2 separate regions of the Homo sapiens genome follow, and region 2 is linked to region 1. A link is an interaction called in ENCODE POLR2A ChIA-PET data of the cell type or tissue named here. Cell type or tissue: HepG2. All regions are shown on one strand. Each heading gives the region's core, and the rest is flanking DNA. Links, peaks and the distances in the headings are about the cores only.

Region 1 (10,329 bases), core at 1,279-9,278:
AAAGTGAACTGTTGTGGAGATGAGTCCTAGCACACACCAAGAGAAAGTTCTAGCTCAGCATCCATCCAGTGCATGGGAGGAAAAGTAAACCTGACTCGATTTTTCAGTATTCTTATACTTAGAACATCAAAAACTAGATTCTAACCTAATCCCGATTTGAGGCATATGGATTACAGAAGACAAATTAAAGACAAAAACACATAAATAGTATTTATTCCCTTGCCCTAAGACTCCACAGCTACGTCTTGAGATTCCTCCTTAAATCTTCGCTGCATTAGAAGCTGGGGTGCTGAACTTGAACGGGCCCCGTGCTTAGAGATTGAGTCAGGAGCTGCATCTGTGCCTCCCGAGCACCTGGTGTGCGCCTTGCTGGGGAGCTACTTAGCCCCACTTCTGTTTCCGAATTCAGGAAGAAAAGTGGAGGAGCCGGCAGCAAGCAGGAGCCAGAGGGCAGGAGGCCCTGGAGCAAGAACGGGCAGCTGGTCAGAGGCCCAGCACGGCAGCCAGAACTTTCTTCTTTTGTCGCTGGCTAAGAAGAGAAAGACTACTTTGAAGTTCCCAATAGGTTTCAGGTACTACTTTTGGCTCCAGAGTATGAAGAGATGAATAGGAAAAAAAATCCCTTCCCTTAGGAAATTCAAGGTCTAGCAGAGACACAGGCACAAAGCCACCATCACGATTTCCTATCTGACGTGTTAGGACGACTTGCCTGTGTGGACAGGGAGTTACAGGTGCTGGGATGTCTTGCAAGGGAGCGCGTGTGAGCCAAGTCTTGCAAGATGAGAACTACCTGGGGAAAGGGTATTCCTGGAACGTGGCTCTCCAGCTTTTAGCTGCATCAGAGTCACCTGAGTTCATTAAAGCATGGATTTCTGGCTCTCCTTCCCAGAGTTTCTGATTCAGTGAGTCTGGAGTGGGGCCCGAGAATCTGAATGTCTAACAAGTTCCCAGTTGCTGCTGCTGCTGTGAGAACGAAGTCTGAGGACTGCCGTGGAGAAAGCGTGGCCAGAGCCCAGTGGAGACGGAAGATGAAGACACTGCTGAGAAGCACCAGCCAGGGCCTGCTCCCCAAAGCATCGGACTGCACTGGGACGCTTTTCAAGCTCCCAGGTGATTCCAATGTACAGCCCAAGGTTAAACATCAGTTCCCGGCAACTTCTCTATTCAATCATGAGTGATAGATGAGGCATTTGCTGTTTCTCCGAGCTTTGTGTCATTCCCAGACGTACTGGACATTCTTTAATGCTCTGCCTCAGTCATGGATTAACTGTTGACCAAGACAGAGTCAGAAAGCCCCCTGGAGATGCTGTTCCTCCCGAGTCAGCTGAGCTATCTAATGGCCTGGAGTGGGGCCTGTGCACTGTGGTCTGCTCACTGATTTCTTGGGGTGAGTCTTAGCCCCGCCTTACACTAAATTATAAGCTCCACAGAGCAGGGACCTCAGTTTCCTGCCTGCTGCTGTCCCCCACTGCCCAGCACAGGGAATGGGACAGAGTAAGTGCCCAGTGTTAACTTTTGCTGAGCGAATGCCCTAGGAGTCACTAAAGCCTGTTGTGTGGGAATGCCTGTGGAATCTGGCCTTTTACACACAGCCTGTCACTGAACTTTGTGTGTGTGATTTAAAGAAGGAAATAGAGACCATCTTTAGTGTTGCAACGCCTAGCGTTTCAGCCAGGCTTCTCAAGACAGAACCGACGTGGTTCATAGGAGCTGGAGGAAAGGGATTCATCAGGAAATTGGCTCACTTGATTATGGAAGCTGGGGAGGCCCACAGCAGGCCGTCTGCATGCTGGAGACCCCAGGAAGCTGGCAGCGCGGCTTAGACCACATCCGAAGGCCTCAGAACCAGGGAAGCCGGTGCTATAACTCTCAGTGTGAGGCAGAAGGCCCCAGTACCAGAGAGGGTCATGCACAGGGGGCTGGTGTGAGTCCCTGAGTCCAAATGCCATAAAGCCTGGAGTTCCAGTGTCCAATGGCAGGAGACAAAGGGCATCCTGGCTCTGGGAGAAGGGGCCAGAATCCACCCTTCCTCTGCATTTGTGCTCCATCCAGGACCCCCCAGCCAATTGGAGGATGCCATCCACATTGAGGGCAGTTCTTCCCCACTCAGTCCACTGACTGACACACCAAACTCCTCCGGAAACTCCCTCACAGACACTCCTGGGGCAGCACAATCATTCTAATCAAACACCAGGCCAACTGGATTTCCCTTACAGTAGAAGAGGGCCATGCCCAATGCCCACTGAAGCATAAGAATAAATGGTGCTTTGCCAGCTATTTGGGCATCCCTTAATACCCTGTCACCTTGACATCCAAAATCCACCATCCCAAGCTTCCCCCCTTGTCACTTTGGTACCCATACACATCTCCTTAAACCCGATTTAATCTCCAAATAAAGACAATAACAAGGTCATATTTCTGCCTAGCATGATACAGCCATGCTGTATACAACCAAAATCACATAGAAAACCATGCTGTGGTTTGAACATGCTCCTTCCAAAATCCAGGTGTTGCCAATGGGATGGTATTAAGAAGTGGGTCTTTAAGAGGCGATTAGGCCATGAGACTAAATGCCCTTGTAAAGGGGCTTGCTGGAGGGAGCCGGCTCTCTCTTGCCTTCTGCCAGTGGTCCTCCAGCTTTAGCTGCATCAGAATCACTGAGAACACAGCAAGAAGGCCCACACCAGATGCCAGCACCTTGACCTTGGACTTCCAGCCTCCAGAACTGTGGGCAAATTAATTTCCATTCTTTGTAAAGTACCCAGTCTCAGGTATGCTATTGTAGCAGCACAAACAAAGACACCTTTACCTGGTAAAGGTAAAGAGAACCTTGGATGCAAGCAATAGATAAGCTTTAAAATTCCTGAGGTAAGATCTATACGACAAGAAACACAGCTTATTGCTTACTTGAGAGAGTGTCTGTTCATTTTAATTTATCAATAGAATCCTCCTATATCTGATTTGGAGATATTCTTTAAAACTTCAGATTTCTTTTTTGCAGGGAGGCAGAGAGAGTTTGCCCCATTTCTCCTCCTCTCTTACGCTTCACCATGAGCTGGGTGTTTTCCGACCACAAAGCCACAGCAGCTTTCTGTCCTTGAGTTGAAGTGGTGAATATTGGCTCCACCCAAGATGATTCTAAAGCACAAGCCACATGGGCGCGTGGCTCAGATCCCCGTGGCGCCACTCTGCCAGTCACATCCTCTCTCAAGCAGGCCTGCAGCCCGGTGACGAGCACCCTCCACCCGCTGACTGAGAAATCAAAGGTTCAGGCCTCATTTACAGATGATTGTGCACAATACATGCTACATCTGCCCAGAAATGGAGAGACGGCTCTGAAGGACAGTGTTGAGGGAAGTATTTGCAGTGGGCAGAACTCCCAGAAAAGCACCTGGCTGTTCATTTTGCCCCAAAGAGAATATGGCCCAAGACAGCAGGAGCCATCAGTATGAATGGATGGCCCAGGACTTGGAAGGAATACAGCTGGAAAACTGATAACAGGGCAGTCTCTGCAGGAACTATGTGGATAGACTTCTTCGGTGGACACGGAGTATGGATAAATTTGTGTTACGCGGGAAAGCTTACCAAAGGGCAACTTCATCGGAGAAGGCTTAGAACAGATCCCAGTCTTTCTGGCACCAGAGACCAGTTTCGTGGAATACAATTTTTCCATGGACCTAGGATGGGGATGGTTTTGGGTTGATTTGAGCACATCACATTTGTGCACTTTATTTCCATTATTATTACATTGTAATATATAATGGAATAATCATACCACTCACTGTAAGGTAGAATCCGTGGGAACCCTGAGCTTGTTTTCCTACAACTAGCCAGTCCCACCTGGGCGTGATGGGAGGTGCTGGCTGCACATGGGCACCAGGAAACTCGTGATGATGGGTATGTTTTTCATTGTGATTTCCATGGTGGTTACAAGACAGTCTGCACTTGCTAAAATTCATAGAATTGTAAAATTTTAAAGGGGTATGTGTTTTTTAGCTCAATATACTTGAATTAAAATACACCAGGTACATAAATATAAATGGACAGGAATATTCTTACTACAAAACACAAAACAGAGAATGCCAATAACTAAAGGAATGCTTGAATAAATTGTTGCATCTGGACCATGCATTATTCTGCAGCTATTAATGATCATTTTAATATACAAGTTTAAAATTCCTACTAATAATTAACTCTGCAAATGCAGATTTAACAGCATAGCTGAATTTCTTTTGAGAATCATTCTCTAGAAGAGTACAGACTTAGGTATGCAACAATGTTCCTCATTCCAAACCTCTTTATTTTGCCGTTTTATTGATCTGGGCCATTGTCTGTTAAAAATCAGAAAGGAAATGGAAGTACACAGCTATCCTGGGACACGATTAATTTATCTCACAGAATAATCAACCCAAGCGCAATAAAAAGAATCTGAGACCAAATGTTCAGATTAAGATTATATGTTGTTGCTTTTCATCCAGTTTTTACGGTGTTTAAACAAGGATTTGGTGGAGCCTTGACTTCTAAAAGGTCACACTGTGCGACACTGCTCTAAATCTTTGTCTGATCTCACAACAAGGTGAGTTTCCTTAACGCTGCCACGAATCAGGTAAAAGGCACGCCAAGGTGAAAGTTAAATAAGAAACGATCTCAAATAGCATTTTTTAAAAGGCAAACATCAACCTTGTAAGTATTAAAAGCACGTTCTAAAATCCACTCTGATGACAGTTGAAGAAAGCCGCCTTTATGTGCACGGAGTCCCGGCTCTGCGCGGTCTTTTAAATGCGAGTGTTTACCTAAGGCTGCAGGCCAGGACCAGGCTCTGGCCTTGAGGAGGTGCCTTTGGGTTGCACACAGTGAACCCGATCTTTAACTCATAAATCGCTCTACACCTTTGTCTCCCCCGAGAAAGGCAGAGGTCTGCTCTCTCACAAGAACGTACAAGCCTCTTTAAAGTCAGGTGGCTTTTTACTCCGCGTCTCCATGCTTGTTGATTTAGAGTCTCTGAGTGACAATGCACATCACTGGCTTTTTTTTTTTTTTAGCTCTGTCATCTGTGCTACTGAGTGTACTTTGCCTCAGATCAAAGTTGAAAGCTTCTAGAAAGATACACAAACCACAATGTGACAAATAGCATGCTGTGTTTGACACAGCAAACAATAAATTACTTTCATCAATCCAGATAAAGAATCCCATGTTTTCAATGCTAATTCTGATGTCTGAAATGATAGAACTTTACTACACTCTCAAAGAATGAGGAGCTTTAAATAATGAGGAAAAGACACAAAACTCACATACCAGAAGTTCTGAAATTGCCATTGTTCAAAAACCTGTGGTTTCAACTTGCTAAATTTAAACTCTGCAAAACTTAAATGGAATGGTCTATATTCAAATAAAAAATGTTCATTTGTCTCTATTTTCTTAGTTTAAAAACAATTTTTCTGTGGTATATCTGTACCCAACCAGACTGTATCAAAAGAAGGTTTCAATATTATTTAACAATTCTACAACAGCCTATTTCTTTCCCATGTTAACTTTTGCCACAAGGTGCCCATTAATAAGGAATGGCATTGAATAAAGTTGCCACATAATCACTCATTAGACCCAGGTGGTACGTCTCATCGGCCATAGTCTGGGCCAAAGAACAAAGGACACTGCGTTTCCTGAGCACTGCTGCCCACTAGGCCCTGGCAAAGGGTCTCACAGGTTACCTAATTTAATCCCTCCACAATCCCCCGAGGCGGATATTATCACTCTCATTTTCCAAATGAGGGACTGAAGCTCAAAATAAGTGCAATAAGTTGCCCAAGACCATACGCACCCAGTGACAGAGCCGAGCTCTGCACCTGTCCTTTTACTTGTAAAACCCAAACTGTATGGGAACAGTTCCTTCCAATGAATGAGTTACTCTAACACTTAAAAACGGATGCCTTCACCTTTTCTTTCAGAACCCTTCCTGAATCCGGGAGAAACCCTCCTGTTATTTCACCTGTTACAAAGTAGTTTAATGTACTTCTACCACCGGATATTATGAATTCCACAACATCCTTCGGCTGCCCACTCCGGGTGGGTACTGGGCCGCGTGGTGAGGACAAACAGTTAAGAAAACAGGAAAACAATATTTTGGATCCCAGGAGAACTGTGTTTTCCACTTATAAAAAGTATATACATATATGCACTTTATATATATATATATACACACACACACACACACACATGCACTATATATATACACACACACACATATGCACTTTATATACACACACACACACACACACACACACACCCCTATATGTTTGGATTCAGACGTCCCGCCAGAACCTGAAAGTTCAACTGTGGCCAGCCGTCACCCCTCCACAGTCTCAGCGGGCTCCACCCGCACGTGTCAGCGCCCGCGACCCGGGATCCTCCAGAACCACAATTTGGGAGTGGGCCGGTTTAGGGTCAGCAAAAACGCTGGGCTGAATGTATCATCACAGAACCCAGGAGGGAACCAGCAAAGCGGCGTTGGCGCCCCGGTCTTTCCTGCGTTGGCGCTGGCCGCGGGGCCCAGCACCCGGGACGTTGGCGGCGGCAGAAGGGAAGGCCCCGGCCGCCCTGCTCCGCTCCGCTACAGCTGCAGGCCTCTGCGGTGACGGGTGGGGGCAAAAACCCTGCAGAAAAGTCACCGTCACACGCAGAGTCCAAAACTCCCCTTTCCCCGCTGGAACCACTTTCTCCAAGGAGCTCCGCCCCGCGCTCTCCCCGACCCCGTGCGCCCCCAGACCTCGCGTCCCCCGCGCTCTCCCCCGCCGCGCCCTCCTGCCCCGCGCCCCTCCTCGCCCCGACCCCGCGCCCCTGCGCCCGGGCTCCAGCCCGGTCCCTGCCGCCTCCCGCGCCCCGCGCCCCGCTCCTGCCCGCGGCCCGTCCCCTCCCTGCAGCGCAGCGCTCTGGGTTCGGGTCTCTGCCCTCTCCACCCGCCTTTCCCGCGAGTCTTCTTGGCTTCCGTGTCCCCCTCCCCAGCCGGGCGTCACCCCCGCACCCCGCATCTGCGCCCCCCTCCCGCTAACCCGCGGCCTCCGCAAGGGCAGCGCGCTCAGCCGGGTGAACCTGGAACTGTGTTCCTGGCCCAGCGCTTTCATAAAAGGGCGCGGAATAGTAAGTCCTAGTTCAAGGAATAAACACGGATCCCCACTGGCCATGCCGGGACTGACGCAGGAAAAGACGCGAATAAAAGCATTCATTAAAATATGCCACGACCAAACCACGGAGAGAGTTACAATAAAACAGAACAATTTCAGAAACAGAGGGAAGTGATACTTGCGTGTATTATCCGTTTATTTCTGTTTCTTTTAGTATTTCTACTTGCATAAAACTACTTTTTCCATTAATAAAGTGTACACGAGGTAAAGGTTTTGGGCAGAACATTTGTCTTAGTGGATATCAAGAGAAAACTGCTTCTTGGATGATTTGATGGTCTCCAGGCAAGGGCGCATCTCAGGGCAGTCGTGGCAGGACGGGCACAGCTGTGGTGTCTCCCCCAGGCTGGGCTGCACCCGTTTCTGTGCACGCAGCGCACACGGGAGTCTAGAAGCGCACACCTGCTGAACTTAAATACAGTCTAAACTCCATTCCTTTATGATTCATTTTAAGAGTAATAAAGAGTGACAGTTACTACACAGGCTTTAAATATGGGGGAAATGGAACCCACCAGCAAGACTGTTACTACTTAATGGCTCCTAACTGGGAAACTGAGTCCAGTCCTAATTAAAGGAATAAATGTTTTCCTGTGGATGTTGAAAATAAATCCTTAAATACTATACGAATGGAAGAGCCACCCATGACACTTAAAATTTCCACAAAAACATTTACTTCCAAATTATCTCTGCACTGTGAAAATAAAACAGATATGTGAACTGCAGAAAAGCAGTCCAGTGGCCTCGTTTTAAATATTCTATCTATGAATTCATAAATTCTGGACTCATGGACTAAGATCTCGTTTAAAAAGCAGTAACAGGCCAAATGCAGTGGTTCACACCTGTCATCCCAGCGACTTGGAAGGCTGAGGTGGGAGGATCACTTGAGGCCAAGAGTTCACGACCAGCTCCAGCAGCATAGTGAGACCTCCGCCTCTACCAAAAAATAAAATAAAATAAAATTAGCTGGGCATGGTGACTTGTGCCTGTAGTCCCAGCTACTCAGGAGGCTGAGGTGGGAGGATGGCTGGAGGCCAGGAGATTGAGCCTGAAGTGAGCTATGATGGTGCCACTGCACTCCAGCCTGGGGGACAGAGCAAGACCCTGTCTCTTATAAATAAATAAATAAATAAATAAATAAATAAATAAATAAATAAATAAAAGTAGTAATGCTGTGTTTCATACATGGCAATTGTCAAACCATCCAAGAAGCAGTTTTCTCTTGATATCCAACCATTTTCACTTTCCTGAACAAAGCAAATCATGTGGCGACACCCGGAAAATCACAAAGTCACTGGGTAGAGTGCGGTGGAGACCCCTGTGTGCACTCTGCCGGGCAGCTGTGCGGTCCCTCCCCCTGGAGACCTGGGCTCAGCCATGTGTCCTGCTTCGACGGCTGGCATGTTAGCAAACACGCCGGCCAAGGCCCACAGCGGGCGTGCACACAGGCTTCCCGTCCTTTCTCATGGAGAAACACAGCTGAGCTGGGTAGCTGGAGGATGAAGAGCTTTGGGGCACCACGGCTGAGTTGCCCCGGCCCAGGCCAGGTTAGCCAGCAGCCTGCGGCTCCGTTTGAACGTTAGCTGCTTTGGGTTTCTTCTTCAGCAGATTGCCTGTCCATACGGTAAGTCATCAGTGAGACCAAAACAAGCTCAAAACAAGCTTCTGCTCAGCCCGGCCAGGACCGCCAGCCTGCAGGCCCACTCGTAAATCCAGTGAAGCTGAATATCTGAAACCAGAGTCTGGGGGTGAGCAGGGTTGGAGTACAGGGTTACTGAAACACTCCCTAATAACACAAGCCTGGAAGCATCAAGAGACAGCACACAAACGGATGAGAGCCAGAGGCCAGGCCAAGTGTGACAGCATAGCGCTTACCACGGCCTCCGCAGCAGCAGCTGGGGAAGGAAGGCCAGGCTCTCTGGACCGACTGGCCGGGAACCCTGGGACCTGGTGAACAGCCTGACCAGGGAAGCCTGCGACATGTTAGTCAAGGGGCCTAGGCTGGAGCTGGGAGGCCACTTGGGCTTGAGCCTCTGGCGGCTTAAGTGGAGAATGTTCAATCCCAGACTACAACCCCCTGGCTGAGCGGGGGTGAGCCAAGGCATCTGTTGTGGTGGCCCTCTCCCTCTCCAAGGGCGCTTCTTACAGTTACACCCAACCCTCAGCTCCAGGGCTGCTTTGACTGCAATCAAACCCATTGTAAGAGTTGAAAAACGACTTTTGCAATTGCCCCCTCTCCTGATTCATCCTTTTTTCTTTAAAAGCTTGGAATCCTCCCTTGTCCTCTGAAGCACTTCCCAAGGTAACTGGGAAGCATTTCCTGGGCTACAGTCACTCAAATGTGGCTCAGAAAAATTCTTTGTGGCTTAAGCTGTGCCTCAGTTTCCTTCCAGGTCCACGACACCCAGTTTCTGTATATTTTGCCCCTGCTTCCAAATTAGGACTAACTAGAGAAAGCCAAATATGTTCGCCAAACCACTGGCATGCGATGCTCACTTTGCATGAGCCACCCCCACACTGGCAACCTCCAATCAGGACACCCTAGAAGTTTTCCTTTCTTCACTCTACAGCTTTCCTGCTCTCCACCTCTGAGCCCCTGCTGAATGCAGGTGGTGGAGCTGAATTCCTTGTTATCACAAGCTGTAAATAAACAGCCTGTTTGTTCTCCTTTGGCTGGTCCTTGCCTCCACAACCAAAAGCGGGTAGAGAACTGGGGCCATTACTGTTACAGGAAAGTGGTCCCGATCTGGACCCCAAGAGAGGGTTCTTGGATCTTGCGCAAGAAAGAATTCAGGGTGAGTCCACAGTGCAAAGTGAAAGCAAGTTTATTAAGAAAGTAAAGGAATGAAGAATGGCTACTCCATAGACAGAGCAGCCCTGAGGGCTGCGAGTTGCCCATTTTTATGGTTATTTCTTGATGACATGCTAAACAAGGGGTGGATTATTCATGCCTCCCTTTTTAAACCATATAGGGTAACTTCCTGACGTTGCCATGGCATTTGTAAATTGTCATGGCGCTGGTGGGAACCTAGCAGTGAGGACGACCAGAGGCCACTCTCGTGGCCATTTTGGTTTTGGTGGGTTTTGGCCGGCTCCTTCACTGCAACCTGTTTTATCAGCAAGGTCTTTATGACCCGTATTTTGTGCTGACCTCCTA
Region 2 (8,377 bases), core at 1-8,000, 810 kb before region 1:
CAGGTGCGCGGCGGTGAGCAGCAGGCGCTCGCGCGGCTCCCGCGTCTCGATCACGTAGAAGACCTTCTTGGCGCCGTCGTCGCGGTCCAGGAAAGTGAGGAAGTCGCTGTAGAGCAGCCGGCCCTGGTCGTCCGCCGCCAGCACGCGGTCCCCGGGGCTCAGGTCCTTCACCAGCTTGGTGCCGCCCTGCTCCAGGTGCACCGTGGCCGAGCCCGGGAAGCAGCCTCCCGATTTGGCCGCCACCGAGTTCTCTGCGGGTGAGGAGAAGGGAAAGAAGAGAGGACAGGGCATTGAGTTCCGAGAGGGAGGCGCGTCTCGGGGAGGAGGGCGCACGCTTGGTGCCCGCGCTCCTAGGCCAGGGGTGCGCAAGGCGCGGGGCGGGGCGATTGATTCCAGGCGGGTCCCGCACACACCTCCCTCCCCCAACCCCACTGCCCCAGGGACAGGATTCCGACACATTCCTTAACGACTCTCTAAGTCTGGGCTGGCGGTCACAGAGGTTGGCTGGCGTTTCCTGCAGAGGCCGGTGACACTCTTTCCTTCCGCCTTCCTCCAACCCCACCCCCAGCTCCGCACACACCCGGCCTCGCCGCGAATCCATCCAGAGGGTGTTTGCTCTGCACTTGGATTCCTCAGGAAGCCTCCTTGAGCTCCCGCGGGCGCCGGGCGCACCCTCCTTCCCTCCCGCCCCGGCGCGGGGCGCGGCGCCTGCTCGCGCACTCAGCACCCGGGCTGCGCGGCGGAAACCCCTGGCCCGCCTGCCCGCCTGCCCGCCTGCCCGCAGCACCCTGCCGCGCCTCGGCGTGGGCCTGCGGAGGGGCGGGGGCGGGGAGTGAAAAATAGCTGCAGTAGTTGTAGCAACTGGACAAACATTCCAGAGATTGGCCGAGGTGTGAAAATCCGAGGCTTGTGTGGATTTTCTAATTAAAATCCAATAAAGGGCCCAGCATTGTCATTGTGATTTCTGGGATAAACAGGAGACACTCTTGGAAGGGGACACTTCCATTTTCTCCCCTCCCTGTTCTCAGCTCACTCTCTCCCCAGCTCGCGGGCCTCCCCCTCCCTATTTGCTCAGGTGCAACCCCCCCCCACCCCGTGTGCAATTCACAAGCACTATTTGCACAGCCAGGCCTCTCTTCCAAGCACTCAAGATGTGTATTTGAATTTTAAATGGCGGGGCCTGTTCGGAGCGCTGGAAGCGCCGGGTCTCAAGGCCCCTTGACTACCCGCTTTCTCGAGCCCTCTGTCGCTCTCTGAGGCTCACTGTCCCCAGGACAATAATTGAAGTTGGGGCGGAGCGCAGGGGGCCGGGGAGGAGGGCGGGGAGGGCCGTCTTCTTTGCATTCCAATCTCCGGGATCATGCTTTTTGCAAATAGAGATTGCCAGAAAGAATCTTCCTGCTGGAATTACAGGGGGCTTTTAATCTTCTCATCGGTTTCTCTGGCATGAAGTGCGGGGCTGGCCGTTGGAGGCCCTCCGTAGCCCCCCGGAATGCGACCCCGGGCGCTGGCGAGCCCGAGTCGTCGAGTCGCACGGCCCGGCTTGACACGCTGCGCCCCGCGCCCCCGCCCGTGTGCTCAGAATGCCAATGAGCGGCTCCCGCGCCGCGGCTCCGCTCTCCCGGCGCGATCCGGGGGATGGATTAGCGCTGCTCACTTGGGAGGAGGCCTCCGGAGACCCCCGCTAGGGGGACCCCGCGGGCAGGGAGCCGGGGAGGAGGTTTTGCGCAGGGGGCGCCCTGGGCCCAGGGGCCGCCGCCGAGCCCGCGAGGTGGGGGCGCCGCCTCCTGCCTGCCTGCAGCCGGGAGCTCTCCGGGCCGCACACCCGCCCCTGCCGCCCCCGCTCCACGCCTTTGCTTTCTGTGGGGACGAGAAGCCACTCTAGCCTTTACCTACAAGTGTGCCTTGACACCTTAACAGTGTTTTCCTACTAACATAGTGCCATTAACATGGAATTTAGGAGACAAGTAGGGAAGCCTGGAAGGGGGTTGAGGAAGGCAGAGTTTCCCCGAAATTCACCGTGAACGGCTTTGCTAAACGTGCCAATTTATGCGGGCGGAGAAGAGCGCTGTGCACACAGCCTCGGGCCGGAGGTTTGCGTGCGCGCGATGGCGCCTCCTCCACGGCTGTTCCTCGCCGGCAACAGCGTGTGGCGTTGCAGGCCCAGAGAAGACAGCCTCGCGCCGACTCGGGCCGGCGTTTCGGGGCCTGCCCGCCGCCCAGGGCGTCCCGGCCCGGCTCCCAGTAGGAACGCAGGCTCCGGGCGCGCCGCCTCCAGATGCTGGAGGTGGTTGCCCCTGGGTTTACTGCCGCCCACCAGGCCTCTCCCCAAAGGCAGCTTAGGATCCACGGGCGCCCGGCGGGGAGGAGCCAGGACGCGGGCTCCGGGGCAGGATAGACACCCCTGCGCTTGGGATAGCGGGTGGGGGCGGTTGGTTCTTAAGCCCTAAACGAGAGGAAGGAGCTCGCCCAGACCTGGCTAACCGCGCAGGGCTGTCTTCCCTCGCCTGGAAGGGCCTAGCGCCCCTCCCCCAGTCACGCTTTCCCACCCCCTGCAGTGGGGGCTCCAGAAGCGGGCAGGAAGCCACAGGACCCCATCTCGGGGCATGGAGAACCTTGGGCTCTGTGGCCTCAAAGGTAGGGGTGATTTCGAGGGGCCGGCACCTCACAGGGCAGGTTCCACCGCGGAAACGCAGTCATCGCCCAGCGACCCTGCTCCTGGCCCTCAGCCTCCCCCCAGGTTTCTTTTTCTCTTGAATCAAGCCGAGGTGCGCCAATGGCCTTCCTTGGGTCGGATCCGGGGGGCCAGGGCCAGCTTACCTGCTTTCACCGAGCAGTGGATATGTGCCTTGGACTCGTAGTACACCCAGTCGAAGCCGGCCTCCACCGCCAGGCGGGCCAGCATGCCGTACTTGCTGCGGTCGCGGTCAGACGTGGTGATGTCCACTGCGCGGCCCTCGTAGTGCAGAGACTCCTCTGAGTGGTGGCCATCTTCGTCCCAGCCCTCGGTCACCCGCAGTTTCACTCCTGGCCACTGGTTCATCACCGAGATGGCCAAAGCGTTCAACTTGTCCTTACACCTCTGCGAAGACAAGGGGACCCCCACCGACGGACACGTTAGCCTGGGCAACCGCCACCCCTCCCGGCCCCTCCATCAGCCTGCCCTGCCCAGTCTCAAGGCGCGAGGGCCATGCGGAGAGGTGGGGAGACGGGGGTTGGAATGGCCCAGACACACCGAAGAGCCGGGCCCTGGGCTGGGGAAGAGGGACAGCATTTGCGGAGGAGCGTGGAGGAGCACGTCCTCTCAGGGTAGAGCTGGGGGCCTTTCTCCAGGTCCTGAAACAGCCGATGCTCCTAGCGAGGCCTAAGAAGCAAATAAAGTTTCTCTGAAACAAGTGACCTGCATGTTTAAGACATCAACTACAGGACCCTCCAGGGGCACCCTCTGGGATACCCGCCCCGCCCCCACGTTGCCCTCCACTTCTAGCCCCCCTTCTGGGGCCCCTTTCTCCACCTGCGCAGCCTCCACCTTCTCCCCGCGTAGAATCCCTCACAGCAGGCCTGACAGAGACCTGGGCGCAAGTTCCCAGAAATAAAGAAAAATGCACTGCGCACTGCTTGGAGAATTGAAGGCCTTGCATTTATTTACCTCAGGCCCTAACCCTATCCGAGGCAGAGGGGAGGCGAGAAGCCGCTGGCGGGGCTGCGCGGTGGGCGGGAGCCTGGGTGGCAGGCGGCTAGGTGAGTTGCCACTTGCAGCACAGGCCGGGGCCGGGACAGACATTCTTTATCTGGACAGCCACATTCTTTTTGCCCGTCGAACCCTTTTCTGCCTGGCTTTTCTGTGGTCTGATTGTGTTTCTTGTTTTCTTTAACCTGTTCCCTTCCTCCGCTCTTGTGTTCTTGGCCCCAGCATAGAATGGCGTCCAGCAAGTTTGAAGAGCAAACTGAAGAGGTGGAGGGAGGGGGAGGGGTTTGAGAGGAGGGGGAGGGGAGACAGGAAGGCCTGAGGTCTCGGAGTCCTCCGCCTGGGGAGTTTCCCAGGAAGTTGCCTGGGAGGAGGCAGGAAACACTGACTAGGCAGATGCAGACGGGGTTACCTGGGATTCAGATTGTGGGGGTTCCCCTGGAATTCTGGGGTCACCCTCAGATAAGGATGCGACAGAAAGCAGTTGAATCCACTGTGTGTGTTTGTGGGGGCACTGACTTGCTTCCTGGATGTTTACCCTGCTGCTGCTGGTGGGACATGGGATTTAAAGAGGGGGAACTGGCACAGATGACGATGGTGGCATCCCCCAAGAAGCTGCGCCAAGTGGAGGCCGAGGGGCAATTTCAAGGTGACTTCTGCAGAGGGCGGGGCTGACCTCTAACCTCCTCCAGTCTGGAAGGATGCTCTGCTTGGAGTCTGGTTGTCGCCATGGAGGGACAGCTTCTATCCAGGGCCCTAACTGTAGCGTGGGTTGGGGGGACTCTTTCGAGAGGGTGGGGCGAGGACGCTGGCCCCACTGCTGCGGCGCTTTAAGGGGACGTGACAAATTGCGCAACAGGAAAAGTCCTGTGTATCTGGCAGCAATAAAACCCAGTAATATGGTTGTAGAGTTCAACATGCAACAACTGGGGGTGGGGTAGGGCTGGGGGCCGCCCTGGTAACAGGTCAGTGCCTGCATGTTTGTGGGCCTGCCAGCAGTTAAAAAAAAAAGTCGGAAGGGCAGAGTTTGAGTGAGGTCATCTTGAGGATTGAACGCGTTTTACATGAAAATCAATCAGTAAACCAGGGTCAGTGTAGAGCTATGATGTGAGGCCCGTTGCGCGCAGGCGCACACCACCAACACGCACAGGGACCCCCATGCAAGCCCCCCACCCCACCGCAGCTCCCTCCCCTGGGGCTGTGCCGAAGAAGCTTTAAACAGCTTCCCAGGAGGGCAGCCAGGGAGAGGGCGGCAGGGTGAGGATGACCTGGCCCCCAGCTCTGTGAGCTGCGCCACTTGGGCAGGCATGGAGGACCCCGGGCAGGGAGACCCGGGTCCAGCCGGGCCGCGACGGGAGGTGGCTGCGCGAGTGAGGGGCGGAGGCCGAGGGTTGCTGGAGTTGGCGCCCCCGCCCCTTGCGCCCTCCTCCGGCCCGGGCTCCGCGCGGCCTCGGCTGGCGGCCTCTCCTCCGCCCGCGCTGGGCGGGATTGTCGCAGGCAAAGCCGGGAAGCCCAGGCCGGTTATTAATTCATTGGGTCGTGTGCCGCGAATCAAGCCCGACTCTGTGCAGCCACCGTGAAGCCCAGCAGGGCCGCCGGGGCCGGGCTTTGTGTCGGCGGAGGCCAAGTTGTTCCCCACGCCTGAGCTCCCGCCTACCTCCCTGATCTGCGAGCCGCGCCGGCGAGTGTCACCGCCAGCAGCCGGTGGGCTTCCCCCAGCGCGGGGGCGGGGGCGTCCCAGCTTCAAGACAGCCCCAGCCCCTAAACGCACCTCTCTCCACTGTCCTTTCCCCCAAGCTTGGTGGAACAGCCCCTCCCCAACCCCATACCTGAGCGTCTTTCCTGGCGGCCCCAGAGCGCACATTAAATCTATTTAGTGTAGCGGCTCGGGACCCCACTCCAGGCTTCAGATCCGGCCCTCTGGCCTCCTGCCCCTTAGGAGCCCCCTGGCCGCCAGCACCCTCGCCTGGCACCTAGGCCCGCGCGGGGAGAGCGTGTCTGTCTGCGCTTTCCTCTCCCGGGTTAATATTAACCGGCAGCTCCTGCGTTCCGGAACTGCTCCGAAAGTTCCACTGGGGACGATCTCGCCATGGTTGAGGGACTTGGGCGGCAGTCACATTAGAGACCCAGAGACAGGGAGGGAGACAGAAGAAGAGGGTCACGCACCTGGGGCAGAGCCTAGGTGGTTATTTAAAATGAGGGCGGCCGAGCAGGCTCCCCAAACCTCCCGCCGGCCTGGGGCTCCCCTGCCGCCTCCTGCACCCCGCCCCTGCCCTCAGCACCCGAGCCTCCGCCTTCCCCATCCCTTCCTCCCCCACCCTTAACTCCTGGAATCGGGAGAAGGAAGGTAGGGGAGGGATCAACCGGGGATACCTCACAGACTGCCAGCCCCTACCCCCCTCGGTTTTAGGGGACCTTTGTGGGGTCTGCCTGATAATCCCGGCCTGGCTCTCCTCACCCAACCCCCACTTGGGCCGTCCTTCCCCCTCCTTTTGTGTTGGGAACGGGAATAGCCACTGCCCAAGGAAAAAAGTATTTGTTTTCGTTTCGTTCGTCTGAGGGAAGTTGACAGAAGGTCAGAAGTTCAAATGCTGCCTGTGCGCGCGGCGGCGAGAGTGGCCGGGCGCGGGGCCGCTGGGCCCTGCGTCCCCCGGCAGGGCGGACGGGGGTCGGGGGGAGGCCCCCGGGCTGGGGGCTCCGGCTGGGACGCGGAGGCCTAGAGGCCAGGCAGGCGGCGGACTGGGGATGGGGGCGCGTCCCAGGGCAGGCCGGCGGAGCCCGCGATGCGCCCCGGCCCCTGCGCGGGCGCCCCCATCTCCGCGCCCCCGCCGCCGGGGACACTACAGCGAGCCCGGCGCTGCTGTTAGCTCCTGCGGTGCCTGCGCTCCCGCGCGTGGAGCAGCAGAGCCCGGCGGCTCCAGCCCAGCCCCTCGCGCACTGAAACCCTAGCCGCGGGGGATCGATAACCCGGGAGTAAGTGGGGCTGCAGGCGTCTGCCTCGCTGCGCGGCTCTGTGCGCTTGCAGCTTTGCAGCAGGGCTGCAAGGCCCAAGCCCTGGGAAGGTGTGCGAGCCCAGGACCCCTTCTGCGGTATTGGCCTCCCGCAGAGCAGGGCAGAAGCTGACCCACTCTGGCTCTGGGACCTCGGGTATCCACGCCCCCGCCGCTCTCTCCGCAGTGCCTCCCTCCTCTCGGGTTCCGAGGGACCCTGGCAAGGCCCCTCCTCCGCGGGGAGTGAGGGTGACGAGAGGATGGGCGCCTCGGGCTAGCCGGAGAACTCCCTCCAGCCAGCTGCACGCAACGGGCACCCCATGGCCCGTGCAGAGTTAATTGTGGATCGCGCTGCTGTCTGGCACTGGCGCGCGCGTCCACACTCGCGGTCCAGATTTAAGGTGGTCGGGAGCAGATGAGGGAGAGCAAGGAAATCAGGACCATTTCCCATTCCTCTCCCTTCCGACAGCTGGAGCAGGCTACCTTGCCTGCCCCTCGCCTTTCTCGGCCTCAAGCAAGCCTGGGAATCGGGTCGGGAAGCAGGGCGGCACGGAGGTAGCTCCTCTCTCTCTGCCGTCAGTACCCTCCCCCTGCACTTGCGCCCCACCAGCGCCACTCCATCAGCCGCTGTACGCACCTAGCCCTAAAGGTAGGACTTGAATATTTTAATAGGGCAATAAAAAGGATGTTGACCTATATTTGCAAGGAAACCCATTTCTGGCTTCAGTTATACGTGCATGGAGTTTCAGAAAGTCTAGAATTGGCTGGGAGATTGGCAGCTCAGAAATCTCAAAGGAGGTGGGGAGAGAGAGAGGAATTCATATTTTGCTTAGCTTCCCCTCCCCCCACACTAATATTTATTCGCTCTTAATTCTTATGCAAGCAGGTTGAAAACTAAAGTGATGCAATGCCAATAAGTTCTAAGTCCCTCCCCTAAGGTACCTCGGGCTTGGAAGAACGAAAGAGCATCCTTAAAGAAATATCAATACATTCACACTCTGATGGGCACAATTGCGGACACGCAATCGCAAAGCCAGCTCTGCGATACAGCCAGCCACCCAGGGACGGGCGGAGTCTCCCCTGGAGCCCCTGCCTTTTGTCAGAACCGCCTCCTGGCTTTTCCAGTTGAGAATTCTTTGGTGGGGAGGTGCAGGGTGGGGGTAGTGGTGGGAAAGAAAACCACAGAGGCAACGGGAAACGTGGGGGCTCTGAGCTCCAATGCCCAAGGCTACGTTCGTTCGTTCGTACAGTACCAGGAGACCACTTCATGTTTGTGGGAGGGGGATTCCCAGCCTCTCCTTCCATTTCCACTCCTGACTTGGAAAGGGCCGACGCCCCCAAAGTGAAGGTCTCCCCAAGTTACAAGCCAGGGCAGAGGTAGGATGGGGAAGGCCATTGTAGCAAGACTCATCAAATCAGGGCCATAATGAACCACGTCTGTTACCGTCCTCACCCCCACCACACCCTAAACTTCTCCAGCTGGACCCTTGACCTCCATTCTCCTCCAGGAAGAGGAAGAGATGGGGGGCGGGCAGGTGGGTGGGGAAGGAGCGGGTGAAATCACCTTCCTATCTGCCCGAAGAGCAAACAGAGTTAAGTCTGGAAGTGTTCGGCTTCTCGTAACCCCCTGGAAAGCCACACATTCCACGCCCCGGCGCTGGGTTCCTACCTGAGTCATCAGCCTGTCCGCTCCGGTGTT

What was found. ChIA-PET counts read pairs that join two places held together with the same protein. Peaks named below come from ENCODE experiments on the same cell type or tissue, not always from the same donor. Only the 100,000 strongest peaks of a DNase experiment are listed, where the experiment ranks them.
Region 2: POLR2A ChIA-PET joins it to region 1 with 17 read pairs; 2 of 35 experiments call an interaction of 5 or more read pairs at or near these places.

Annotation. Positions count from the first base shown.
Region 1 is chr7:156,609,967-156,620,295 of GRCh38, forward strand. The region is part of intron 1 of RNF32-DT (RNF32 divergent transcript); the gene reads right to left. Among named protein-coding and RNA genes, the nearest start is that of RNF32-DT, 25 kb to the right of the region's middle. RefSeq lists enhancers at 2,975-3,144, 3,255-3,374, 9,495-10,184, 10,185-10,329 and a silencer at 9,655-9,855. In HepG2, for the core only: a CTCF peak has its summit at 5,676; DNase peaks (open chromatin) are centred at 4,965, 5,695, 6,505 and 7,135; H3K4me3 peaks cover 3,100 bases.
Region 2 is chr7:155,803,476-155,811,852 of GRCh38, forward strand. SHH (sonic hedgehog signaling molecule) reads right to left here. Exons shown (of 3, transcript NM_000193.4): 1 at 8,348-8,377; 2 at 2,821-3,082; 3 at 1-251. Among named protein-coding and RNA genes, the nearest start is that of SHH, 4.8 kb to the right of the region's middle. RefSeq lists a silencer at 1,605-1,784 and enhancers at 1,691-2,660, 2,661-3,629. In HepG2, for the core only: no CTCF peak of the experiment used is centred there; DNase peaks (open chromatin) are centred at 4,696, 5,696 and 6,198; H3K4me3 peaks cover 3,001 bases; H3K27me3 peaks cover 1,565 bases.